7 separate regions of the Homo sapiens genome follow, and regions 1, 2, 3, 4, 5 and 6 are each linked to region 7. Evidence: chromatin loops called from intact Hi-C (ENCODE). Cell type or tissue: mammary epithelial cell. All regions are shown on one strand.

Region 1 (4,000 bases), 180 kb after region 7:
CCTCTCCCGGCGCAATGTCTGCAACTACTCTATAGAATATCTTTAAAGACAAAATAAAGGTGGATGGAATCAGGAAAGAGAGAGATGTATATATATTAACAAAGGGCAAGATATACACTAAGATACCTGTACAAACACCTTAACAAACATCTTTTTCTTTTTCTTTTTTATCAAAAGAAGTGTGATTTCCTGTTTTATATATTGAAAACCAGCCCTCTGGTGACAAATGGAAAGCTGTGACTCTCAAGCCAGTTCACAAATCTTTTCCAAATCCTACTTCACAAATCAAATTTTCTTAATGCAAGGCTAGCTGCGTCACATATATCCTGTGTAATGTTTAACGAAGAACTTTCCCTTCTCTGAATCCTCAAAGCACCCTAGCAAACCACACGTACTCACAGAGTTGAATCCTGCCTGGAATTCTCCAGCAGTAGCCTAGCTTACCTTGTACCTTCCCCACTTAAGCAAGTTTGCAAAAGTAGCGCCTTCTCAACAACGTGTTTGGAAGGTAATAGGTTGAAAGGACATGACATAAAGGATCATGACAACAAAGGAGAGTATTTTGTTTTTCAAAACTTAACCCCTCTCTCACCAATCAGAAGGGTGCTCCCATACCAGGGTCCTGCCCTCAGGCCCAGCTCCTGATCCTCTCTCTTTGAAAGTAGGCATTATGCATTTTATTGATTCATTTATTGGGGTGGTGGGGGTGGTGCTTATTCCCCTTGCTTTCTAGCAAAGTGCTGAGGAGAGGAAGCATTTAATAAATCTGTTAATGACTGACTCAAAAGCAGTGGAGCAAGTGTGGAAAGAACCCTGACCTGAAATTTCCAAGAGCCACTGCCTTTCTCCTGAGCAGCTTGGTGACTTAGGCAAGTCATTGTCCAACTTACCTGTCCAGGGACCAGGTTTTTTGTTTTTTGGTTTTTGTTCATTTAAAAAAGCTTTTAAGCATGAAAATCTTTAGATGTTTATTCATTCTACCATAAAAATGTCATCAGTTTTTTTTCATTCTAAGGTTATTTATTAAACAATCCCATAATCAGATAGAGGTTTTAGAAGAAAGAATGAAGTTCTACGATTAACTGGTGAAAATGAGACCAATTATATTATACCACAGTATCTTTGCAAAACCCTAGAGTACTCTGAGAAGGAAATTATTCCTTTGCCTCATATATTCTTCTCTCTCTTTAACAGTGCCAATAAGTCTTTTCTCCCAATCTTCCTAAGAATGTCCACAAACAGAATCAATCTCTTTTTTCTTTTCTTTTTTTTTTTTTTTGAGACAGGGTCTCAATCTGTTGCCCAGGCTGGGGTACAGTGGCATGATCACAGCTCACAGCAGCCTCAACCTCCCTGGGCTCTGGTGATCCTACTACCTCAGCCACCTGAGTAGCTGGGACTACAGCATGCAACACCACACCCAGCTAATTTTTGTATTTTTTGGTAGAGATGGGATTTCACTGTGTTACTCTGGCTGGTCTCGAACTCCTGGGCTCAAGCAATCTGCCCATCTAGGCCTCTCAACGTCCTAGGATTACAAGTAAGCCACTGCACCCAGCCCAGAATCAATCTTATTAAGCCAAAAAAGTCCAGATTCTAAATATCTGAGCAAAACACATACACACACACACACACACACACATACACTACCAAAACAATAACACAACAACCACCATCATATTCTAAGAATATATTCTTAGAAGATATTACTGTTAACTATGGTTTTTTGCAAGATCACATGATATTTCAAACTAAGAAAAGCTGCATAAGTTGATGTCTTATAAGATCAGCAGAAATGCTCATACTTTAATTTTATTTATCTATTTATATTTTGGAAAGATGAGAACTTTGTACGTGCCTCTTTATTCCAGTAGGTGGCTCTAAAGTCCAATTGTTTATTTTTCTATAACAAGACCGGAGCACAAAATTGTGCTAAATTTGAAAAATAACTTAATGAGGAGTATTTTCTGCTTAGCTTCTTTCCTGTCAAAATAAAATAATTTTTTTTCATTCAATAGTAGTTGAACCACCTGAAGCTGGTTTATAGAAAACAATGCTAAACATAAAATGTTGCTATAATATGTTATAATATAACCTAAGATTCTTTGTATTTGTCCACAGATAGAATCCAGACTAACTTGGCAAAATTACTCCTCATTATGTGCTGTTTCTATAAAAAAAATAGTTTATTTGCACTTTGTATCCTATTAACCCTAGCTGTTCACATTTTCTTTTCCTTGGAAGTACACTGAGAACAGTTCTTTTTAAAGATTACCAGATTTAAAATAATAATAAAATAATGTGTGAGTTTGCTTTTTTCCCCTAAACTTTCCAGTTAAATACTTATAAGTACACTGTTTCATTCTGGAGTTCTATTTCCCCTTAGAAAACAATGGACTTCTCTCAACAGTTTGAATCACCTCTTTTTTTGGCATCTCTCAAAGGTTTAACTTATTAGCTTCCTTTCCAACAACATGTTGACATTTGAATTGTGACATATTAGAACTTTTCGGTGGCTTCTCGGAAATAGTGAGGTTAAAGAGACAATACCCTACAAGACAGTAAAACAGTGCAATTGTCTCTATTGGGGAATACTACTTAGACACACGTCAGGTCATTTTAAGAGAGTATTATGATATCATTATTTCTTTGTAGTCCACTATTAATCATGTCTCTTTTAATTCCATTTTAGATTTACTCAATCCAATGTGAACAGTCTAAGAAACAAAAGAAATTGATGGATACACTGTAACTATATATTATAAAGACAATTCTCTTTGCCAAGACATAGATCACTACTGTAATTTCCCTTTAAGAGTCCAGATTGTCATGTGAAGAATATTGAGTGCATACAAAATAAAAGACACGGAAGAGTGTTGATGTTGGCTTTATTTACTGGAGGTAAAAGGTGACATTCCAAGCCATGAAAGGCAAAGAAAAGCAAAGTGGATTTTAACTTCAGGGTGTTCTTTTCAATTTTAAGTGAGTTTTTATGGTGCTCATGAAACTGAGGTTTGAAAAGAACTGGCAAGCGCCAGATATAATGAGGGCAGATTCTGGGCATGCTTCCCCATATAGCAATAAGAATGTCCCTCGAAGTTCCATTTGCCATACCCTTACCAAGCTAGTCCTTTTCTCAAGGTGTTTCTACCACCTGATCTTCATTACCTCTCATCCCTTAGGGTTTTGGAGACACTTAAGCAACATTGTTTTCCTCTTCTAATTACAATGGCCCAAAAGTATAATTTGAATCCTTGAATCTAGGGATGTCTACATATAAATTTAATTTACTTTCTAATAACATTAATGGTATGCCAGCAGGCATTTGAGAAGAGACAGGAGTAATTTAAATGAAAACAAAATGAAAATTTGTAGCCCTGAAACAATATAGTGGGGAAATGATGGGATGTCATCTTAGAGGAATCAGGCCTTTCAGAAAATATACTTTTATGTTATAAAATAGATCTTTCAGCAAATAAAAATGCAACAAAGGAGTGATTTATATAGATTTTCTCACATATTTGTATATAATAAGTATGTTTGACCATGCTTATAAAATAGAGTTATAATGTCTTTAAAATCTGTATTCTCAAAATCTTGAGTATATTGCAGTCCAGTGAATTACATACCATCTGTGTTATGTGCCATAAGCAGAGACACTACTAATATAACTCTCTCATTTTTGTGTTGGAGAAAAATGGAAGGGAGTCAATTAATCTGTTAAGTTCCATAAAACAGTTAATAATGGGTCTCTTCTCCTATCAGGGTTTTATGTAAAAAGTTCTCTGGATTCAAAATAAAAATATCCTGGATCTGAAATTTTGTAATGAATATACCCCCAATAAATAAAGAGAGGTTCAAAAATATTCAACACTTAGAAAATTTTGAGTTAATATGAAAAGGTTGTTCATTTGTTATTTTTGCTCTCTCTCTCAGAATGTTCTATGAGAAGAAAAAACTCAATTCTTCCCAATATAAGGTGAAAGACAAGAAGAATGGG
Region 2 (4,000 bases), 200 kb after region 7:
AGATTTCTCCGGGTAAACAACCAATGGGGAGATCTCGCCAGGCAGGATTTCTTTCCCCAGGGAAATAGCCTCCGTTTCGATGTCTTGAAAGCACAAGTGTGGTGTGTGTGTGTGTGTGTGCGCGCGAGTGTGTGTGTGCATGTGTGTGTGTGAGAGAGAGAGAGATGGGGGATGGGAGGGATGGGGAAGGGTAGAGAAGTGCTTTCAGGGGTGTGAGGGTGTGTGCACCGAGGCAGGAGGGGGCGGGGGTAGGGGGGAGAGGTAGTGCTGGAGTGGGGAGGATAAAGCTTAGGGTATAGGGACGCTAGTTCAGACTAAATATAAATAGTTTAGAAATTCTCAGAAAACAGCAACCTCAAGAGTGAAAAGTTGACATGTACATTTCCAGTTTTCTGCTAAGCATTAAAAAAAATTTTTTTAATTGAAACTCATACTCTAATTTATTCCCTTCATTCTTGTAGCTAGGTCAGAGGAAGGGCGTGCAAAATTTTCAAACCATATTTTTCTTTAAAGATATTTTAAAATCTGAAAAATTATTGGCATATAACCCGCCCAAACAGCATATTATGGGTTTAGAGAGATTGATGACTGTCTGGTGAGTCTTTGCCATTTTCTTTGATACATTAATTAAAACACCTTGAACGCCAAAACGTGCAATAAGCAATTTGACGACTCAGATTATTTTTGAACGTTTAACATCATAAATGCTGCTTTTAGTAATCGGTACTATCCTATGTTTAATAACTTTCTAATATACCTTGGGTACATTTAAACCAATACATTGTAGAAAAGACATTGGAAGAAAGAATACAGGGGATACATAGCAAAACAAAAGGGTCTACAGATTTATTCATGGCCAACTTTGTAAGATTTAGTAAATCCCACTGGCTAAATGGAAGTAAACGCGTTTTTATCACAAAACTCCATTCATAAAAACAAATGGACAAAATCCAACTCCCCAGCTCAACAATGGAAAGTTAAGCAAAGTAAGCGAGTCTAGGGACACTTGCGGGGGAGAGGTGGGGCAAGAGGGGCTGGAAAGTGTGCTGACGGTTAAACTTTAGCTGCAAACGGGATAACACAAGTGCCACCCACTTTTTGTTTTCTCCAAGTGCAAATAAACGTGTAAATCCAGTAGAACTATATTTTCCCAAAATATTGATTTAAAAACAAAAATAGTAGCAAAAGGGAGGGATTGGGGGAGAGAAAATGACAAGAGGTGGTGACTAATTTGTTTCGGTGGCCTGTTATCTGTGACATTGAACTGTTATTTCAGATAATGGCCATTGTTTGAGAGAAAATCGCACAGCAGTGGTAGGTAGGACAGGAAAAATCCTTTGTAAATAACCTAAAACCCGGTCAGATATTCCCGTAGAGTTGGGCGCTTGAGAACCTTTAAGAGCTCCTGGTTCGTGGCCATTGATTTCCTGCCCTCCCTCAACTTGCCCATTGTCGGAGCTTTCTTTTTTTTTTTTTTTTTTTTAATTTAGCCATAAATTGGACCGGCTCGAGCTATGAGCTGTTCTATTTTCTTCCTGTCAGGATGAGGGATTTGTTTTATGATGCATTGTGTATTAAATACAAGTAATCTGGGGAACCGATTGCTTCAGACAGTGCGGCCTGATCAGGGGGTCTGGGAGCTCAGCGCCCCAACCCTGCGGCCCCCACCTCCTTGCCCTTTACAAAACTGCTTTCAAAACGAGGAAACGTCGGTAGGAAAACAAAAGGTCGTCTGGAATCATTGGCAGGTCCTGGCTAAATTAGGATTTCGTGGAAAGGGCCTCCGAGTTTTTTCCCCTATATTGGCTTCGGGTGGGGGGAGGCGGAGCGACTTTCAAGGTCTGGATACTTGCAGGTACGGCAGGACGCCGGTAGATGGCATTGCGCTCCGAAATAAAGCGCAGCGCCGGCGGCTCCAGCCACCCAGGTGAACCCGCCTCTGCCCGCCAGGCGCCGGCAACACAGCTCTGCCTTCCGCCTCGCCCGCCGTTCCGCGTCCTTCCGAGCTACGAGAGGAAGGCACACTGCAGTCCAGGCATGTAGACATCAGCCTGAGAGAAGGCTATTCCTACGTCTGAGCTTCTCTTCCCCAAATACAACCAAGAGTGAACGCTTACCCTCCGAGACCTTGGAAGATGTACCTAGAAGAATGGAGAATTCATTGCATCATCATTATTATTATATTAATATCATCATTATCGTCATCATCAGTCTTGTTCTCCACTGAATAAATTGTGAAAAAGACTAAAGGAAATCATCAGAAGGACCTGGGCAAAGGAAGCTAACAAAACACTAAATCTTAATCTCTCTTTCTCTCTCTCTGTGTGTGTGTGTGTGTGTGTGTGTGTGTGTGTGTGTGTGTGTCTGTCTGTCTGTCTGTCTGTCTGTCTCTCCCTCCCCTCTCCCCCACCCCATCCCACTCCCTTTCTCCTTTAGGTATATAACAATAACTTCATGTAAAGGCAGAGTCATCTCACTTTTTCTTCACACAACTTAAAGTTTAAAGATAGGGTTCTGAAATCCCACAGTAGTTAGACTGGCCTTGTTTCTCATGAAAGGGTCTTCTTGCTATTTAAATAAGAATTATTTAGAAGACCTGATCCATCTTCCCCAATAAGTGAATGAAACAGGAAAGAAGGTTAGAGGAAAAGGATTTTGCAAGGGGCTTGCTTCTTCCCCTGTTAGCTTGCTTTCCATCAGAAGGTTTCTAAAACAATAAATAAATACAAGGAGCCAAATACCATCACCAATTCCCTTTATTCCTTGGGATTTCTGGTGAAATCTGTTTACAGTAGTTCCCAGTTACAAATTAATCTGCAAAAGCCGCTGTCTGCTCAGCAGTAATCAGTAACATGCGTGTTCTGCAGTGTTTAGCACTGCCCTTGAAATGGGCTATTAAAAATAATGGTTTTACTGTAATCTCAAACCAGCTTTAATTTGCAAACATGTATCAGGACAGATGATCTAAATATTAAGGGGATGGAGTAGGAGAACAAACTAAAACAAATGTATAGCTTCGGGGAAAGAAAAAAATGGAATGATTCATCAGTGATGTTTAAAAAGAGAACCAGATTTTAAAAACATTTTTCCAGAAGGAATGATTATTTTTTCTTTCTTGATCTGTTAATTGTTGTTTACCAGGAAAAGGGCATTGGAAAAATATGAGGGTTGAGTGTGGGCTGATAGATTTTCTAGGAGTTGTAAAGATCCCCCTTTGGCTGATGGCAGGGCTGGGGTGGGAGAGGTTAATGTGTTTTCTTCCTGGTTTGAAAAGGGCATAAACCCTCCTCAGGCCCCTTCCTTCCTTCCCCAGCTGTGTGGATTGCAGAATCTTTAAAAAGCCCAAAGATTTCCAATAAGGCCACTGGCTCTGCCTTCATTGTGTAACTGTTTATTTAAAATAAGTCAATATATTAGTTAAAGCAGTAAGAAGTTAGTGCTCCAGTATTCAAGTGATTCCCACAAGACTGTAAACTGATGCCTCTTTTAAGCCTTAAACTTCATGGTCGTCCCAGAAGTAAAAGTTCTGCTAATGGAGACCCTATGGGCATGGTACATTCCAGCACATCATTAAAGGAAAGAAAAGCAGTCCAGCCAAAGCCAGATGAAATGACTGCACTGTCCACTTTTAATAGGCTTCCTGTGGACAAACAGCACTGTAACACTCTGCAGAGGACAATATTTAAAAACAAGACAACTTGCTGGCAGTTTTCAATACCGTAAAGTTAATAAAGTATGTTCCCATTCACCCTGACATTATGTTTTTAGTTTATAGAGGAAGGCACTTTATAACCTCAGTCTAAATTCCCTTAATTCTGCAGCTTTGGGTTTCTTGAGGTGGCTAAATATACACTAAACTCCAAGCCTAACATCTTTGTTTTAACTCTATTTTTTTGTAGCTTTTCAAGAACGTACATGTGCATTTTTACATTTCTCAAGTGGAGTTTTATTCATGGAGATTCTGTTAAATCCTGTTTCATACAGTTCATGTCAAGAAGCA
Region 3 (4,000 bases), 87 kb before region 7:
TAAGTGACATGTTTCAAGTGTTTTAATAAACTCAAAAGTTTAAAGAAAAATAAATTTCTCCCCAATGTATAGTGAATAACAAGCTATGTTTTGTTTTCTTCAACCTGAGTTGAGAATACGCCACATAATGATAGATCTAGTCCCTTCACATATATTTGAACACACATAGTTCAAGACCCAAGTGGATTCTATCAGTTTTCAAATTAAGGCAAAAATTTATGTCTCCAAATTCAGGACTGTTCAAAGGCAGTCTTAGCCAAGAGACACCTCTGTTATTTTTTCCATGACTGTTTAAATTCCAAATAATAAGACTATATTTTTTTCTGAGCCTGGAAGTCTATGATAATTACACATTGTCTTTTGATACAGTTTATCTTTAAACAAACTTCAGACAGGTCAGAATAAATTGTTTTAATGTTAGATTGTAACAAATTGCTAGGCATATCATCATGTACTGCAAATAAATGTACACGTCCACGAAATAGGAAAAATTGGGCAGAGGTGAATTCAACCACCCAGCCATTTACATGAAATAGCATTACTCAATGCCATTTTTAACTTCCAGCTTTGTCTAGATGAGCTCATTCAAGTTCACCTCAGTTGGGTGAACTGAGGAATCTGGAGATTAAGATCCCATGCATGTGTGTGACTGGGTTCAGTTAGAATAACATTTTCTTCCTGCAGATCATTAATTAGAATGTTTTTAAAGGCAAAACAAAGCACACAAAACACAGTTTGCTGAAAATGATGTTAGTTTATTTACTTTGAAAAATCTACTTCTATAAATTCATATACTAAAAAATAAATTAAAAGATAAAAATGATGTCCTAATATATTTCCTATTGAGAAAGCAAAATAATTAGCAATCTTCATTAGTTGTCTAGAAAAATAATTTCCTCTTCAAGAAAGTTGCCTCTATTTGCTAAGCTGTTCTAACCAAATTTCCCTTTATCACACATGAAATTTAACTGGAAATACTAGTGGTCTGTTCTCACTTGATTTTTCTGCATAAGAGTTTAAAAGGCAGGGTTACTATGTAATCTAGTCTGGTAAATTCTTTTTTGCCTAGGCAAAAACACCAGTTTACTTGTTAAAGATGATGAAGAGTTAAGTCCAGAGTTCATATCACAATCTTATCCCATGACACTCCCTCCCCCTTTCACTTGATGAAAATATGCTCATGTGAAGTGAATTCTGAAACTGAATCCGCTGAACATGCTCAGCATTTGGTACCAGATTTGTACTGTGACATTCAAACTTCTGCCATGGCTATTGCAATGTAAATAGGAAATTCTAAATGTGATTTGAATTGCCCTTTGGGGAGTTTTACAATGAGAGACGGTACATTTCCAAGGTAGCCCATAGTTAATATGGAGCAAGTCACAGTGGTCGGGTTGGAGACTGTTCTGCTTCGGAGCACAGGTTGACAGGAAACTCTGCACGCCTTCAACCGGACCGAGGGAATTCGGCGGTTGACATAGCCATGTATAGTTCTGAAATATTTTCTCTTGTTAGAAATGTTTTAAATTAGCCCATGAAAATAAGCACCTTTATTATTCACATACAGTGATTCAGTTTGGAGGTGACAGCTGTCTACATAGATCGTAGTGTAGAGATTGGCATAAGCAACGACTGTTTTTTAATTAGCAACAAGCTTTTGTAATTATTAGAGGTCAGCATTTCCTGTAATTGAATCATGTATGCTAGCAAATATACTCTCACAGCAAGCTGGTGTGCTCAGACCTTTCCCACGAAATGCAACTATTAGGTACCATCGTGTTGCACACAGAAAATGCATGGTAAGTTCGGATTGTACAAAGATATTTCCAAGATTCTGAAAGAACTACATTCAATGGCATTGAATTTTATATATGTTGTGATATTAAATGATATAAAATTCTAGTTCTTTCTACCTATAAATTTAGACGTTGAGACTTTTAAGAAAAGTGCATTGCTGAAGTTCTCCACAAGAGGGCCATAGCTCCCTCATTCTTTTAAATTTGGATTCAAGCTCAAAAAAAAAAGTAAATGCTATTATTTTCTCCTCAAACTTGTTGTTTCATGTATCTTATATATATCATAAATATGTGATAATAAGAATAATTTGAAAAAATGATGGATGCATAAGTGTGTACAGTGAAAGATTCCCTGCTGGTTTCCCCCTCCCCCCTCAAACATAACCACCTTTAAAGTGTGCTGGGGTTCTTTCCACATTTAAGCTTATCATGTATTTTTTATTTTACACAATGTGATTGCACTAAAGATTTATTTTATGTTTTGCTTCTTTGTTTATTCACTAAACCATACATTTAGGCATCTTTCTATTATCAGTCTACACAGACCTGCCTTTTCTTGTATATGGTTTCAGAGTATTATTTTGTATGTCTCTAAAATGTATTAATAAATCCCCTACAGATAAATATTTAGACTATTTTTAGTCTTTTGCTATTAAAAACAATGCTGCAGTTAAAAATCTTGCATTTATTTCTTTGCACAGGTATAATTTCTCTGCATGTTAAATTCCCTAGCTGCATAATTATAAAGCTTGTTTACTTAAAACTGTGTCTATCCCCCTCAGAAAAGATGGTTTCACTGAATTACACTCACACCATATAGGTGTGAGAAGTACTTTTAGCTCTGACTCTGACAAATACTATGTACGTCAAACCTTGTAATCTTTGCCAGTCTATGAAAGGAAAAAAATAATATCTTGGCAGTAGTTAAAAGTTCTAGGTCTGTGATAACTTTCTCCAATTAATTATTTAACTATCCCAATTAAATTTTTTTTACTTTCAAAACTGTGTTTCACAAATTTTATCAAAGATGGAAGCAGAGTGACCAGAAAAGACATCACTGGGCAAACTGACCTGGCTTCCATAAACTAGTGAGAGTAAAACCAATGCTATATCTAAGTAAGTGCTTAGTAGTTGCTACAATAATTTTATATCATTTGAAAATTTTTGTTTATTATAAAAACTGTATAAAATACGGTGGTCAGACATTAGTATTCCTATCATACAAATTAGACTGAATATTTGGACAATGTTCTTTTTACTTCTTCGTTATTATGATCATCAATTTAAAGAACTTCAATAAAGAAACTTGAAGTTTCTTATCTAAATTTTACTTAACCTTCCAAGCCTGTTTTTTCCTTTCTCCTTAGAGAATGTCTATCACAATTTGCCCATTCTTTTCTTTTCATTCTAAGCTACAACACCCACCCTTTCCTCTCAGTTTTTAGCAAAGAACAAAATGCCCAGAATTGAAATGTCAAGTATTTTTTTCCTAACAAAATATTTTTATTACTAGATTAAATATACACCCAAAGTAGCAGATTGAAAATAATTACAACAGAAGCTGGCTAGTTTACTGAACCAGCTTTGTTCACTTTCCTTGGAGGAAAAACTGGTTATTTCAGTGATAGCCATATATATTATACATGACCTAAAACTATCCCATCAAGTGACAAGCCCATTTTGGAAAAGCGCAAAGCAGGCAAGGCATATCTACTGCCATTGCAACCATCCCCATATTTTTCCCATCTGAGTGCTTCTTTCCTCCTTTCCCCTGCCACCTAACTATGTTTAGTTTTGTCCCAGCAATCTAACTATGTTTAGTTTTGTCCCAGCAATCTCTACAGGGAGTGAAATATTCTGATTTTTCATATTAGTTGAATATATCTACTGAGGTGTGGAGGGTGCCTCAAAGGAGAGCTTCTCTTAAGGGAATACTTTAAGGAGTGGTGAGCAGGAGATGTGTTTTCAAGCACTGAATATTTCATAAGTGGTTTCTGTGCCTGCTTGCATGGACCATCTCTGGCTCTATGTAAATGCAAAATGCCAGATGTAGAAAAATAAGATAGTAAAGAAGTATTAGAGGTACTAGAGTAACACTGTCTTTTTGTTTGTTTGTTTTTATGTTATGGTTTGTGTTTTCTCTGGGTGTTTCGTTTGATTGTTTTTGTTTTATTTTGTTTTTGTCACTTATACTTCAAGCTTTA
Region 4 (4,000 bases), 720 kb after region 7:
ACCTATATTCTCCTGGCTACCAGCAAGATTAATTTAATCATTGTAATGCAATTATTAATACTGTTTACCCAATGCTGGGTTTCAGGTTGGCTGTTAAGAAATTAAACTCTCGCTGGGTGACCAGAGCTAGGCAGGGGTTTCTTCATGTTGAAATGAAACAGTCCTCTTTATTTAGTCTCAGGGCTCCAGCTTTCGGCCACCGGCTCAATTAGCCAAAATGGAAACAATTTTCATTCATTGCAATAACTCACTGTTCTGGAGATCGCTTTCAAAATACACACTTTATTATACGCTGACCTCGGTGGCGTGGAGTGGCAATAAAAGAAAGAGGCAGGGAGATCTATCTAGCCCCCTTGGGCTATAATTATTAGAAATTAATTGGGTTCAGGACCCTGGGTAGCCTAGCTAAATTAATAGCTTGTCTAGTGGTTTAAATCCGAATTTTCAGTCCACAGGAGAGAAAGGGAGAGAGTCACAGACATGAAATGCAGACCCAAGGGACGCCTGAGTTTACTTGCAAGACACTCATCTATTAAATAGTGTCCAGAATACATTTGAGTTGAGGAGGGGGGCTGAAGTAGGAGGGAGCAGGGGCGACAAGAAAGAATGGAGCAAGATGGGGAGGGAGGCTGAGAGTGAGCGAAAAGGTCTCGAGTTGATTTTATTCGATTTTTCTTGTCTGCATTGTTTTCGGGAGGGGTTGCATTTAGGGGTTAAAATAAAAAATAAAGATCCTGTGTACTCGGAGCTGTCGTGCCGGAGTAAAAGTGAAAAGGGAGCCTTAGGCAAAAGGAAATTACTGCGAGCCCGCGTGACCTTTCAGGGAGGTAATCAATCAAGTGATCAACAGGGATATTTATCATCGCTATATAGGACTACTTCGCCCTGCACAGGCGGGGTGGGGGTGGGGCTGGGGGAGCGAGAGGAGGGTGGAGACACGCGCGCACTCACACACACACACTCACAAAAGTTTGAACAAACCTGATAAGCCTCGAGATAGAACACGTAGGCTTTAATGTTAAAGCTACCTGATTTGTCTGACATTGTCAGAGAAATACACACACATACACATATAAGCACACATCCAGGCAGCAGCGGCTGCATGAAGGTGTTAACTTTGAATGATCCGCCACGCTTTGCCCTAAAAGGGAAGCTTGCAGAGAAATGCGCGCTTTGAACGCCGGCGAGGCGACAGCTCAGGGCTAGCTCGGCTTCCACGTCCAGCCAGGGAAAGGGAGCCACGGGCCGCAAAGGGCGCGGGGCGGCTGGGGGCACCCCTCTCCACAGCGTCTCGACGCCGGGGCCTGAGACACGGAACAGCCTCCTCTTCCTGCGAAATCCTCGCGCTGCCGGGGCGGCATGGCACAGCGAGGCGCGCTCGGGACCAGCCGGCTCAGCGAGTACGCGCAGCTGGTGTTCGGCGGCCGGGCGATTTCTGCCCAGTTACCTTCTCTACCTCGTAAAACTTGCCGTTTTGTAAATTGCGTTTTCGGTCCCAGATTTCTTAGCAAATCATTCGGTTTTACAATCCTACTCCCTCCCCCTAGTTCAACATCCTCCCATCCAACTTCTGATGTGTATATAAGGTACGGGGAGCAGGGAGCGGTCAGGGTAGCTGGCTTTTAATAATAATGACGATGATGACATTAAATAGTCGATTTAAAATCTGGGCCCCCGCCCCGCTCGGGAATTATAATCAGCAGTTCTTTGGAGAGAACGTCGGGCTGATTACTAGCCCATGGGGTTGAAGAACCATTTCCCGAAGGGTTTATGAAACGCAGGTTGGAGTGATGCGCGCCGCCTCCCAGGTGGCGAGCCTAGGTTCCTGCAGTGTGGGAATGTGGGGCCGCGCCAGGGCCGTGCCTATTGGCACCAGGTGCTAAGCTCGCGGTCCCCCACCAGCCGCTCTGGCCGCCCTCTCCGGGCTCGGCGCGGCCTCCTCCCGCACAGCCTAGTCTGCGGCGCCCTCGCCTGGTTTCTTTGGCCGCGGCAGCTCTGGTGCTCACGCCGCTTAGGGCTCCAGCTGTGCACAGTAGCCGCCTGGGCGTGGGGGTGGGAAACAGCTGGAGCGCCCCGGGGAGGCGCGGGTTGGGGTGGAAAGGAACCCAGCAAGGAGGATTATGAGGCGAGCAAACTCCTGGAGCTGCTACCGGTTTAGAATCAGGAGGAGCAACTTCACGGGGCACGGAACTTGAGCTCCGGAAAGAAACCAGACTGTTCCTGAGCGATGCCCTGGGAAGTTTGGACCTCTTGGGGTCCCTTCCATTGAAAAAAGAATTACTTGGAAGAGTATTTCTCAAAGTGTAATGTGCATACGAATCGCCTGGGAATCTTGTTAAAATGCAGATTCTGATTCAGTAAGCCTGGGGTGGGGCCCAACATTTCTCAACAGGCTCCTAGGTGATGCAGATGCTCCTCGAAGTGTAGTCGCAGACCAGCAACATCAAGCATCGCCAGGATTTCAATAGAAACTCAAGATCTCAGGCCCCAACCAAACCTACTAAATCAAAATTGACATTTTAACAAGTGATTCACTAGAACGTTGAAGTTGGAGATGCACTGCAATAGAATGTGCCTGGCCAGGTTTTCTTTCTTCTGTCTTAAATCAGGACGCCTCTGTGATTGAACTTCATTTCAAATCCTGCTTTCTGCCGTGGTCACGGGAGAGGATGGAGTCAACGAACCTATCCACGTAAACGCTACATCTCCTCTGGCCCACTGCAGAAACCCTAGACTAACATGCATTGACCACTGAGCTTAGGGGCCAAATGCCACCTGCAAGGCTTCCTTGATTCTTGTCTGATTGACATCTCTTCCAGCCACTTTCCTCAAGCCCCCCTCACCCATTCAGTATTTTGCTGCCAAGTCTATGGCTTTTATTTCTCCCTCCTTACATTACAGTTTTTTGTTTACAGATCTTCCTTCCCCTTTCAGCTGTGGACATCTTGAAAGAGATTATGCCTTATATTCTCCACTTTGTTTTTTCATCTGCAGCATGGAAATAGGCATTTCTTCCCACATAGGATTAATATATAAAAATGCTTTGGAAGCCATGGTTGCCATTGTTAAGAAAAGATGGCAGTATTCAGATTTCAGGGCCATTATACCTTAGATAAATTCTGGGGTCACAAGATTGAGTTGAAACACCTTAAGTATCAAACCACTGGAGGTACAAATCCCAGTCCTCCCTTTTACCAGTTGCATAACTTTAGGCAAATTATTGAACCTCTCTGAGTCCCAGTTACCTCCCCTGTATTATTAGAATAAGTATGTACATCTTGCAGAATACTTGTGATAATTAAAGACAATGTATACAAAGCACCTAGTATGGCGCCTGCTACATAGTAGGAATTTAATAAATGGAGCTATTTAGAGCTCTAAGCTCTAACATTTCATAGTCGGCAAAATAACGAGGGTGTGCGTGTGTGTGTGCATGTCTGTGTGTGAGAGAGACAGAGAGAGAGAGTCAGGGGTCTTGGATACTGCTCTTCCCATTCCCATCTGCAATAAGATAGTTGCCTTTAGTCAGCAGACTGCCCCTCAAGTAGCTGAAGCCTGAGGACTTTGACATACATAGAACTGACTGGTACAATTAGATATTAACATTTCAGTTTAAATGCACATGTGTGTGTGTATGTGTGTGAGAGAGAGAGAGAGAGAGGAGAGAGAGAATGGTTTTAGCTATGGTTTTTGGTTTGTTTTTTGTTGTTGTTGTTGTTGTTGTTTTGTTTTGCTTTGTTTTGAGATGGAGTCTCGCTCTGTCACCCAGGCTGGAGTGCAGTGGCACGATCTCGGCTCACTGAAACCTCTGCCTCCCGGGTTCAAGCAATTCTCCTGCCTGAACCTCCTGAGTAGCTAGAATTACAGGCACACACCATGAGGCCCAGCTAATTATGTATATTTAGTTGAGACATGGTTTCGCCATGTTGGCCAGGCTGGTCTTGAACTCCTGACCTCAGGTGATCCGCCTCCCTCGGCCTCCCAAAGTGCTGGGATTACA
Region 5 (4,000 bases), 74 kb after region 7:
AAGTGTTCCACACATAGTAAATCTCAAAAGATCTTCATCGACCAGCTATGAAAGGAAGCCAAAGAATCAGAAAGAGAAAATGACAGAACGGAAAGTGGTTACGGCTTAATTTCTTGATGTTAAGGGGAAAAAATGTTTACTATTAAACTTTCCTTGTTCTAAGAAAAATTTGAGACCACTCTTTTTCTCACCTTAATTTAGAAAGGCCATATTAGAAGAAAACAAAAAACAAAAAAAACAAAAACCAAAAGTCATTTTCCAAATCATGATTTCTAAGATGCTGATAGAAAGGTTTTTATTTAAATAGCTGTCCTTTCTATAACTTTGGATCCAAAATTCTACTTCTAGGAGTCTTTCCAAAGGAAAAAATCAGACATGTGTATAGAGACTTAACTATATGACTATACACCAATTTCAACAGGAATAAAAATTGGGGACTGATTAGGTATATTATTATATGTGCATATATACAATGGAATAAAGTATAGCCATTAAAAAGACATTATTGAAAATTCTAATTTAATTGCAAGTGCTTTTTTAGTTCTTACTGTAGGCTATATTCTGGCCAGGCTGTAGCATACATTAGTGTCTGCTTTCACCAACCTCACACTCTCGCAGGAAGACAAAGATGGAAATATTTATTTATACTTGATATAAGTGTGGTAATATATTCACTGAAAGAACACATTAAAGGACATTGTGCTTCTGATTTTTTTATATACATATTTCATACATATATAGAAAGCATACTTATAATGTGTGTGAGCATATATACTCACACATTTGCATATACGTATATATAATGTGTGTGTGAGTAAATATATTTATATCTATTCACATTGTACCTGTTGGCTATTGCTGCATAACAAATCACCCCCAAACAACTATTACTTATTTCCATTCATGCATTTATTGTTACTCATGCATCACTGTAGGCCTACGGATTGGCTGGAGCAGCTCTGCTCCACATGCTCCACGTGTCTCTCCTCCTCCCTGGGATAATAAGCTGGATTGAGCATGTTCTTCTCATAGTAATGTGAGATGGACAAAAGAGAACAGAAATAGGAGGCATCTTTAGGTCAAGGCTTAAGAGTATTCAGAGAAAAAAATGCAGAAAAACCACGAGATACATAGGAAGCGATATAAATTTTCTGAGTGGTAAGATTATGTGTAATTTTTCATTTCTTCTGTTTATTTTTTCTAAAGTTTTAACAACAAAATGTACTACTTTTATAATAAAATCCAGGCAAAAACTTATTTTAAATATTTCACTAAACTATTCACAGGTTTCCTATTTCTTATGTCCTTCTCATAATTATTTATATAGAAAGGAGGCCAACTGGAGATAGAAGACCTAATATTTGATGTTGTCATTTATGTGTCAAAAAGCCATATTTTCCTTATGCGTTGCCTGGCCTGCTGTTGAATATAAATTGTGTATCACTGATAAACTTAAAGTGGTAGAGAATTATAACGCTAATATAATCCCTGTTCATTTACTTACTTTCCTCATTAAAGAAAACACACACACACAGAGAATTCCATTTGTTTACAAAAATCACAATCTTCTTAAATTTGCTTTGATTTTTGCATGGACACAACAAAATGTTTTAATATAGAAAGAAAGTACTTAACACCTTGAGTTGCTGGTATTATTTTTCAAATTTGTGGTCCTTCATCTCATAATGACACATAAAAGAAATGCTTTATGCTCATCTCTGTTCTTTGATTTCTTTACTCATGTAAGTGAATTTTTTTTTCTTTTCCTGTGGACTAGCCTAGAAAGCCTTATTTCCCTCCCCCCTCCCTTTTTTTTGGTGCCATAATTAGATTGAGTGGTAGATGTTTCTAGTGAATCATTCTACCAATTAGGCTAAAATATTAAAGACAAGTAACTTGAGAAGGAAACTCACATATCTATAGCACTTTGCAGCAGATGTATCCTATTTACTTCTTTATTTTATTGCTTAATGACTGGATCTGAAGTAATTGCACCATTTGACAGATATTTATTTGTAAAATGTGATTCATTCAGTCAGACACTTTTCAAATGATTTTCATGCCAAGTGTTAAAATTGCGTAGGCTTGAGTAGCTGTTTCAAAAGATGCAAACACACATGTTAATTCCATGCATCAAGCACATCTACTTTCGGCTCTTTTTATTATAGAAATATTTCAGTTGACAAAGAGTGCTAGTGAACAGACGGCAGGGACTTCTGGACTTTAATCAACCGCAATCACTGGCAGAGTTCAGAATTAATTTCCTAACCATGAATCACCTGCAGACAATGAATCACGTTCTAGAGAATTTTGCCAAACAAAACAAGCCATCATGCCCTATACAACTTTTGAGGACAGGGCTATGGAAACTCATTTGACTAGCACAGTTGAAACAGTGAAAGGGAAAGAATACTAGCGAATACTGGAACAAGCTATCAAAGAGTGCCTGGTGACTTTCAACTTAAAAAAGACAAAGGAAAGCAAGAGTTCAGCAAGAAAACACTCCTTTCTGAAACAACCTATCCATTGGTTGGCTTCTATCCCTAAATTCTAGCTATTGACAATCAAGATAAAGGATTTTTTGACTAGGATAGGTTCTATCCATTATAGCACAGACGTCAAAACATTTTCACCTATTCTTTAATCAAAGAATCAGAAACTTCTTATTTAGTTTCTGTTTCAGACACTGTATCTCCTTGGACAGAAATAAATGAGGGCAATTAGACAAATATTCAGATCATTCAGCTAAAAAATGTTTTTGAATGAAATAACCAAGTTATTTTTATACTTAAATTTGTGATTGTCTCAATTTTCCATTTTCTCTTCTAGGTATAGAACAAAGCACCTTTACATGCTTCTGTACACTGTAAAAAAGTTGCAGCCATAAAAAATGATGAGTTCGTGTCCTTTGTAGGGACATGGATGAAATTGGAAATCATCATTCTCAGTAAACTATCGCAAGAACAAAAAACCAAACACCGCATATTCTCACTCATAGGTGGGAACTGAACAATGAGATCACATGGACACAGGAAGGGGAATATCACACTCTGGGGACTGTGGTGGGGTGGGGGGAGCGGGGAGGGATAGCATTGGGAGATATACCTAATGCTAGATGACGAGTTAGTGGGTGCAGCGCACCAGCATGTCACATGTATACATATGTAACTAACCTGCACAATGTGCACATGTACCCTAAAACTTAAAGTATAATAAAAAAAAAAATAGAAAAAAAAAAAAGTTGAGACAAATTTCAGTTTCAAGACATGATAAAATGTTTAGCACTTTACATAACATCATCAAAATGAAAACTGATCACTTAAAAAGAAAATATTTTTATTGTCAAATTTGAATATAGTTAACTTCAAACTACACCAACAAGTAAACAATATACCACTAGGAAAAATAAAAGGCCTTGGCCAACCCAAGATATTTGACATACTTTGCTCCCATCATGCATGTCATTGCAATAAGAATAAAGAAGGAGTAGAACACACATCTTTTTGGGACAGAGTTTTGCTCTTTCACCCAGGCTGGAGTGAAGTGGCATGATCTCAGCTCACTGCAACCTCCACCCCCTGGGCTCAAGCGATTCTTCTACCTCAACCTCCTAAGTAGCTGAGATTACAGGTGCCCACCACTATGCCCAACTAATTTTTCTATTTTTAGTAGAGACGTGATTTCACCATGTTGGCCAGGCTGGTCTCAAACTCCTGACCTCAGGTGATCCACCCACCTCAGCCTCCCAAATGCTAGGATTACAGGAGTGAGCCACCATGCCCAGCCTAGAAAATGCCTATCTAGAAAAAATAATGAATAATAAGAACTTGCAAATGCATTATTACACAAATATCAGAAACTTAAACTAGATTGAACGTGTTTTCTTTTTACTGATTGATAACTTCCGTCAAATAAATCTGCCCTTATAAATTCACCCAGTGTTGGCACATAAAGAAAAAAAAAAGCAAGATTCATATCATATGGCACAGAATAAAATAAT
Region 6 (4,000 bases), 390 kb after region 7:
CCAACAAACTTTTGCTTTAAACTTACCAAAGGAGACTCAAAGTATTGCTTTTCTAATACAAAATAACTTATTTTTCTAACCTGAAGACATAAAATTGGCGAGTTCTTAAAATTGTTGGAAATAATATAAAATCTCATTGCATTTTGATAAATATTATAAATATTAGTATTTTCCTTTGGGATAAAAAATAAAAGATTGATCTTTGTAATGAATAAAAGGAAAATACTACATTTTGGTAGCTTCGTAGCCATTTACTTTTTAAAGGAACATAAGTTGGAATACTATACTGCGTGTGTATGGATGTGTGTCTATATCATGTAAATGACATATATGTGTTTTTTGTGTAAAATTATCACTTTAGGCATAGTGTCCTGGAAGTTGTAATATAGTGAGGGGTTATTTATAGAAAATCTCTCAGAATGTTTCCCAGATAGAGCTAAATGTAAACCTTCTCTATATTTTGAAAAAAACTACATCAACTACAGTGTGTTTCTCACATTTCTAAAAAGAGTATAAAGTGCTCAAGCGGGACAAATAAGAAGAGATGTAAATGGGGTAACCTTAAATATTCTACAGAGAGGAGTCCCAGTGAAAGCCCTGAGTGTCAAGAAGCCTGAATTCTAGGCTTTGTTTTGCCACCAACTAGCAAATGACCTTGAGCCTCTCTGGGACCCACTTGCCTCATCAGTAAAATGAAGGGTTAAACAGGATGATCTCTCAAAGGAACCTTTTATAGTTATGCAATCATTATCATCTGAAACTACTGACTAAGCATGATCCACTCAGCATAATCTATGAGTTTAGTCAGAATGAGGTTTCTAAAACAAAAACCACTGCATAGTGAACGGCCAAGGCCACTGTCTGAAATTTGAGGAGCAATTATGCAGATATGGGGGCAACCAGATCTTTGATTTCTGGTCCATAGGCTTCCTGTCAACCTTTGATCCCTTCACCTGTATTAAAGGACAGCCAGAGGAAGAGGAAGAGGTAAGAGACATCACATAGTTTGCTACTGATCTGCTACATGATAAAAATTAGTGGAAATGAAGGGAGAATTTGAAACTAAACTGGGACTGAGAAGTTCTTAGAGTTTATCCCTGCTACTACTGCTGCACATTATCACAGTATTAATACGACTGTTGGGGAATAAATGCATTTAACAGTTAATGTGAACTCCACAGAAATAAATTACATGGCCAAATTGTTCACTAAATGCATTAATCCAGCTGTAAGGGACCTGCATCATAGCAATAATTGCACTGTCATTTCAAAGCTTTTAAAAGCTAATCAATCCAAATTATATCAACTTGACTTATACCTTCCCAGCAGCAGTACCTCAGTATTGCATAACAAATATACGATAAAAGACAGCTTCTGGCGTATTTGTAAAGCAGTTTAAAGCTTATGCATTTTTGGCTAACCTAAGACTTCCAGGGATAGGAAGAAAAAAAAAGACATCATGGCTCCACAGGTTTGACCCAAGTTTTTCCCATTTTACTGTCTGAGCCAAACAATACAGTTAACTCACTTTATGTGCGTTCATAATATTTGCCACAAATATTGCTGCAATAGATAAAACCAGTACTTCAATCACAATAGTCAATAGAGTTCTACTGGGTAGCAAAAACTCCTCAGCACAACAGGAGACTTTTAAAATTCAAGCACTCTAAAACTTAGCAGCACCCCTGAGAGCCACAAATTGAGAGAGATTAATTCTGTGCTCCTGCACCCCTCATTACCAGGAGAGCTGAAGTAGGTCAAATGCAAGTTAATCTCCTAAATTCCACTTTTGTACATGCAAGTTAGGCCAGCCATTACTGTGTATGGGCTAATGTCTTTAAGCTATGTGCACACAAAATTAATAGACAGTTTGCCCAGCCAATATGAAATATAAATAAAAGTAAATGCCTTGAAGTGATTTTACATAACGACATGGCACGATAAAGTAACCAAGGAAATATCTGCATACACCTCTGTGCTATCTAGAGTCAACACTGGTGAAAACAATGAAAGCCAATTATCGAAAAGTTCTGAATTTTTCTCTGATAAACAATAACACACAGATGAACAAATTTCATTTAATCCACCTATTTTGAAACATCTAATAGAAAAAAACTGCAAATATGATCTGCCTCCACCTCCCCCCACTTTTAAAAGAACAAGGCAAATTGCTCATGCAGAGGGTGATGAAGTTTTAAGCGAAGCAAGACTGCCATCACTCTGTGAAGGTACAATGTTTTCCATTCTTTAGGGAAGGAAAAAAAACAAGGCATACATGTCAGCACGAAGCTAGTAAAATCAGGACTCTGCTTGTCCAGAAGGCTCATAACAACCTAATTGCCTTACCTCTCTCAGACTGCAGCCAGGTCAAACTATTTATTCTGTTTTCATTATGAACTGCATATTTTCAAAGTGGTAAATCTTGTGATTTCTTTGTAAAATTAAATGAACCATCATCATACATTCTGCAGGTCTCTTTTTAATTTTGAAAATGTTGTTTCACATTCTAACTTATTTCATATGATCCTAACAATAACCCAAGGTTGGGAGGATTCAAATGATAACGTATTATTCTTAATGTACTACAGTAAGAAATATTAAATTACCAAATTAATAACCACGATAGCTGAATTCTAGTCCTGCCTCGGTAGCTAACTAGATATGTGACCATGGGTAAGTCATTTTATGTCAGCAAGCCACAGGGGGAAAAAATGCACTTCAATGACAATTTAAAGAATAAAAAAAAATTACACATGATCCTTAACTACATGAAAAGAAATGCTTAACCTCACTCTTACTATAAAAAAAAATTTAAAATACTCCAAGACACTACTTAGTTACACACCATGCTGGTGTGTAAGAGTGGGGAAATAGGGACTTCTATATGCTGCTCTCAGCATATAGTTCCATATATAGTTCCATGGTTGGTTAGCACAGCCATGGAAAATTGGCAGAACCTGAAATAGTTATAAATGCATATGCCCTTTTGCTCCATGTACAGTTATTGATTTGGCATTGTTTGCAATAGCAAAAAAGAAATAAAAATAAAAGCAACCCAAATGTTTAATAATAGGGAAACCTTTAAACAAATTATGGTATATCCATTCAGTGGAATTCTATACAATAATTGATAAAGAATGAGGAGGTTCTCTACATGTGGATATGGAATGATCAGCAAGACAAATGGTTAACTGGAAAAAAGCAAACTGCAGAATGGTATACTCAGTCTATACTAATGTAAAAAAGAGAAACAACATATATGCATTTGCTTCTACATGCATATCATATATTTAGAGAGATGATACACAATAAAAACATTGGTTGTACTTCATGGGGGGGCAGTTAGTGGATGGAGACAGGTATGTTTAGTTAATTAAATAAATATTTAAAAGAATTAGCTACATAGAGAAAGATATCCAAAATATTACTACAAAAATAAATCAAATAAGTGAATATATAGGTACACATTTGAAAGAAAAAGATTTTTGTCCGCATACACACAATGTCTGTGTGTGTGCATGCATTTTCCTGTAAACTTTTTGGAATGATATGCAAGATATTGTTGAAACTATAGAGAGACACGGAGTATTTACTAGGGGAAAAAAGACTTCTGCACTGCTTGAATTTTACTATATGCATGTGTTTCTTTCATAATCATACTAACCACAAATAAAAGACAAAAAATGAGGAGGAGTTAGAATTAACTGAAAGATATCTACAAGAGAAGTTATCTACCCTTAAATGAATTGAAATGACCCATAACAAAAGCATTCAATTACTCTCACCTTCCCTTCTTCTGATTCAAATGTAGATGAGTTCACTTTGAAAAAGAAAATTTCTATTAGAAATTCTGTGTGGATGACAGGCCTCTGTGAACATAAGAGCAAGAGCTCAGGGAATGGATTTGTCTGGTTCGCCACATAAACGCCCAATAAATACGTGTTGACTGACTGACAAGCCCCATTGCTAAGCATGCTACAGAATATGTGCAAAATAGCCT
Region 7 (4,000 bases):
TTTCTCAGAAATAGGAAATCATTAAGTATTTACCCAGCAAAGAAGACAGGTAATGTAAAATTGATGTGAAGCACAAAGATTTTTCTTAACACAGTCTTTTTACATTTGTATTTTATAAGTGCTATTGATTTAAGATTCATTGGGAAAAAATGTGAAAATATTGAAAATGACACCAACTTGGAACCAAAAGCCTTGGTTTCTAATTTCAGTTATGTCACTAGTTAAATGTGTGAATTTGTGCAAATCACTTTTCTTCTCTGGACCTCTGCTTCTTTACCTGTCAAGTTAGCAATTAGAACAAGCTGGCCTCTGCATTTCCTTCTAGCTCTAATAGACTATAATTCTATGATGGAGACAGTTTGATTAGGTGGAAAAATCATGTGCATCAGTGTCAGGCCTTTGTGACTAAGCCTCTCTGAGCCTCATTTTCTCATCTGTAAATTAGGAGTGATCATATCTACATCGTTTGATTGTGAAAGTCAAAAAGAGATGAAATTGTCAAGAGCTCAGCCTAGCACCTGGAACTTAGTGAGCTTCCCAAAATAGTAAATTGTAATTAGGGCTAAAATACAATTTGCATGAAGCAAACCTATTTCAGATTCCAAGAATTTTCCTTTTTTTCTGATCTCAAAACAATCAGTGTCTTGGTCAACTATTTTGTAATCCATTATCTCTTCCATTCTGGGCATTGCTTTTATTTTTTAAATATTGCTTAAATATAACATTACTAGAAAAGATAATAGTGGCCATTTAGCTATCACCCAACTATGTGCCAGGCACTGGGCTGGGTAATTGCATATAATCCTCATAGCACCAATGTGAGGTAGACATTTCCCTTGCTTCAAAGTTAGGGCCAGTCATATTTTATTAGATATTCCCATAGCACCAAGCACAGCACCTTGAACAAAGTAGACTCTCATTACGTGTATTTTTGATTGACTGAAATGTGGCAGTGAGTCCCCTCCCTCTCTCTCTAATGTTTGTAGTTATTTGATTTATAAGAAATCTCTGTCCCTGGCTGTGGTCAGCTATTGAATTTATGTGTGACAAGAAAACCATAGAGTTTGGCAACTGTGCGGTGATAGGTGATGTGTGAATCATTTGGGGGAAGAATGAACATTTTATATTCAGACCTCGAATACCTGGGTCCTATGGTTAGTTAATCATGTCTATGGAATGCATGACTGAGCAGACAGGTTCAAAGGTAGGGGACTCGAAGCCACTCCATTGTGTGTTTCTAGATACCATCTTATTGCCCATTGGTAATATTTTCTATAGTCACTGCTCAAATGTATGAGACAAATACAGTCTAGGGTTTTTTCTTCTTAAAAGAAATTCTATAATGTAGGAAGCAGGGTCCAAACTGGAAGGCCCAGGACATTGTGACCCGTCAAGAGGTTAGAATATTCCCCCAATAAGTCACATCAGTCTGATGTGATACAACCAGAAAACTGCATGGGTTGGCACACAATGAGAGACTCCTGGGGACACGTCCCTAAAAGTAGCTCCAAGGCAGGAATTAAAAATGGTTCTGGAAGCTTTTGAGCAACTGAGCTAGCAGGACCAGAGCTGGCAGACATCACAACAGGCCATCGTTCCAGATGCTGCTCCCAAAGAGCACCCCCAGTGTCCGGCCCAGGCAGTTCCTCCTCAAGTAATTAATCTTGGCCTCCTTAAGTTACCCCCAGGTTCCCAGTGGATGTTTTTCTTCACTTCCCTATGAAATCACTTGAGTCTAGGTGCTGGTGGGGGTTGGGGAGTAGTATGGTAGGCATTGAACAATTCCAGCTTCACCAGTGGGAGAAATGGCCCTGTAAATCCTTTCAAAGGGCGCCCACCAAGTCCTTCAGAAGGAAGGGGCAGCCAGTGACATGAATACGATTATTGTAGTAGAGCAAAATGTGTGACTCGCCAGAATTCTGTTAAACCCAGCAAAAGGGAATGCCACAGTTAACCTATACCCCTGGGGAGCACTAAACCTGAAGCAGACTTATTAATTAGGTCTTCTGAGGGGCACAGAAAAAGGGGAGGAGGCCTTTTAAGTCACAGAGACAGACAGAGCTCCATTCTAACCAATTCCTTTCCATGGGGGCAAGTCCTGTATCTTTTTTTTCTTTTTTTTCAAACCAAACAGTTTGAGTTACATGTTCACAAGGTCCCTGTTGTGCCAAAGAGCATTTTCAATTCAAGTAGAACAGAAAAAACGTTTGTAAAATGAATCAGTAGGTGGAGCTCTTTCTTTTTATTTATTTTTCAATCCAAGGTCCCATTATTATTGAGGGACACAGAGCTTCAAAATGAAAAGAAATAGGCATTTTAAAAATGAAAACACATATACAACGTGCTTTCCTAATTGAAATGGTATATTGCGAAATCATTACTGTCACAGAACATTTGCGTTGCATGCAAATGCTGAAGCAAAGAAAATATATAAACCTAAATTGACTTTAGCAATTTGAAAGTGATAGTGGACATCTGTGTTCAATAAGTTTTTGCTGGTAACTGGTGTTTAATATTTCATGTCAAATCAAGAAGAGTGATAGAAGGTTTCTGAACACAGAGATGGCTGGCATTTTTGCAGCACAGCCTGCCCTTTGTCATACTCACCATAAAGAAACCTGCTGTAGCGAGGGTTGAAACTGCACCAGAGTGACTCCTTTTTTGGAACTTATATAAACTTCCAGAATATACTGTCTCTATTTTCTTTTAGAAAGATGTCTATAAGAAAAACAGGTTAAAGGACTTCCAAAGCTCATTATTTATTTAAGGGAAAAAAGGGTGTGTGTGTTTTGGGGATAGGGAGCTTTTGGAAGAAATTACAGCAGAATAAATCATCTAGAACAAATCTTACCTTTGTGTTTTCGTCAATCCTGATTCCTTTCTAGTCAGTGTGCAGTGATGTTAAGGAACTTGGTTGCCAATAGAAACATGCCTTCCTAAGTCTCACAATGAGGGCTAGATTGGATTTTAATGTTTATGTAGTTGGGCAGGGTAATGGTGGAGAATGGAGAGTAGGGAGGAAGAACTTTTTAAATAACTTTATAATTTCTTTTTCCACATCATGTTAAATAGGCAATCTTGACTCTAAATAGAACGTTTTGTCTTCGTAACAAATGTGATGAAAGGAAAAACTGCGGGGAGGGGGACAGCATTATTCTTTGAGCTGGCCACAGGATTAGCACTTAGTCCTGAAAAGGGTCATGTTGACCTGATTGTCATGTTAAGTCATGCTGACCTTAACATCTTCCATTTAGTTCTCTAACACAGAGGCTGGACCCTTGAATCTGCTTTGAGTATTGTATAATAAAGGTAAAATAAGAAGACCGACAGACTTTGAGGTACTACAGATATCAAGAAACAGTTTATGTTTATGTTGATATGAAGAAGTGTATATCTGAGCAAAGGAGTGCCCCCTTCCCTTCTCCGATGGTAGGACCAAGAATATGGTCCTGGAATGACCAGAAGCGGACCAAGAATATGGTTCTAGAATGACCAGAAGAGGATAAACAGGTACATGTTCTTTTTTATCCTAAAGTGATTTTTTTTTCTAGTGAGAGAAAAGCAAGTTGCTGAAAATATCCAAAAAACTGGAATGATTTGCCTGTGTGCCTAAAGTCATCTAACTTAGGTTCAAAAATAGAAAGAAATAGCAAGTTGTGTATTTTATTTTTTAGAGATGGGTCCTCGCTGTCTCCCAGCTGGACATGAATGCCTGGGCTCAGGTGATTCTTCTGCCTCAGCCTCCTTAGTAGCTGGCACATGCTACTGCACCAGGCTGATTTTAGCAACTGTTATAGTTTGAATATGTGTTACTGCCCAAATATCATATTGAATTGTAATCCCCAGTGTTGGAGATGGGTCCTGGTGGGAAGTGATTAGATCATAAGGGTAGTTTTCTCATGCATGGTTTAGTACTATCTCCTTGGTGCTGTTCTCATTATAGTGAGTGAGTTCTCATCAGATCTGGTTGTTTAAAAGAATGTGGCACCTCCCTGCTCGC

What was found. A loop is a pair of places that touch in the nucleus more often than their neighbours do. Peaks named below come from ENCODE experiments on the same cell type or tissue, not always from the same donor. Only the 100,000 strongest peaks of a DNase experiment are listed, where the experiment ranks them.
Region 1: a loop joins it to region 7, with 6 times the contacts of the local background. A loop is called at or near these places in 11 of 110 quality-filtered maps.
Region 2: it touches region 7 in a loop (9-fold over the local background); 11 of 110 quality-filtered maps call a loop at or near these places.
Region 3: it touches region 7 in a loop (11-fold over the local background); 6 of 110 quality-filtered maps call a loop at or near these places.
Region 4: a loop joins it to region 7, with 12 times the contacts of the local background. A loop is called at or near these places in 21 of 110 quality-filtered maps.
Region 5: a loop joins it to region 7, with 2.0 times the contacts of the local background. A loop is called at or near these places in 5 of 110 quality-filtered maps.
Region 6: a loop joins it to region 7, with 27 times the contacts of the local background. A loop is called at or near these places in 3 of 110 quality-filtered maps.

The regions. Positions count from the first base shown.
Region 1 is chr3:169,131,492-169,135,491 of GRCh38, forward strand. MECOM (MDS1 and EVI1 complex locus) reads right to left here. Exons shown (of 17, transcript NM_004991.4): 4 at 1-40. Among named protein-coding and RNA genes, the nearest start is that of LINC01997, 130 kb to the left of the region's middle. In mammary epithelial cell, a CTCF peak has its summit at 1,864 (motif pointing right); no DNase peak of the experiment used is centred here.
Region 2 is chr3:169,147,615-169,151,614 of GRCh38, forward strand. All of the region lies in intron 2 of MECOM (MDS1 and EVI1 complex locus), which reads right to left. Among named protein-coding and RNA genes, the nearest start is that of LINC01997, 150 kb to the left of the region's middle. RefSeq lists a silencer at 1,825-1,884. In mammary epithelial cell, a CTCF peak has its summit at 1,871 (motif pointing right); a DNase peak (open chromatin) is centred at 1,937; H3K4me3 peaks cover 1,051 bases; H3K27ac peaks cover 482 bases.
Region 3 is chr3:168,863,163-168,867,162 of GRCh38, forward strand. No RefSeq gene overlaps it. Among named protein-coding and RNA genes, the nearest start is that of LINC02082, 37 kb to the right of the region's middle. In mammary epithelial cell, a CTCF peak has its summit at 1,972 (motif pointing right); no DNase peak of the experiment used is centred here.
Region 4 is chr3:169,667,314-169,671,313 of GRCh38, forward strand. No RefSeq gene overlaps it. Among named protein-coding and RNA genes, the nearest start is that of MECOM, 5.6 kb to the left of the region's middle. RefSeq lists an enhancer at 1,800-2,301. In mammary epithelial cell, a CTCF peak has its summit at 1,967 (motif pointing left); a DNase peak (open chromatin) is centred at 1,968; H3K4me3 peaks cover 1,129 bases; H3K27me3 peaks cover 1,625 bases.
Region 5 is chr3:169,024,767-169,028,766 of GRCh38, forward strand. It overlaps LOC107986051 (a long non-coding RNA gene), which reads right to left. Exons shown (of 3, transcript XR_001740574.2): 3 at 4,000. Among named protein-coding and RNA genes, the nearest start is that of LINC01997, 24 kb to the left of the region's middle. In mammary epithelial cell, no CTCF peak of the experiment used is centred here; a DNase peak (open chromatin) is centred at 2,265; H3K27ac peaks cover 473 bases.
Region 6 is chr3:169,343,903-169,347,902 of GRCh38, forward strand. All of the region lies in intron 2 of MECOM (MDS1 and EVI1 complex locus), which reads right to left. Among named protein-coding and RNA genes, the nearest start is that of MECOM-AS1, 100 kb to the right of the region's middle. In mammary epithelial cell, a CTCF peak has its summit at 2,182; DNase peaks (open chromatin) are centred at 779 and 2,239.
Region 7 is chr3:168,950,463-168,954,462 of GRCh38, forward strand. No RefSeq gene overlaps it. Among named protein-coding and RNA genes, the nearest start is that of LINC02082, 51 kb to the left of the region's middle. In mammary epithelial cell, CTCF peaks have their summits at 1,733 and 2,229 (motif pointing right); a DNase peak (open chromatin) is centred at 1,099; H3K27ac peaks cover 1,582 bases.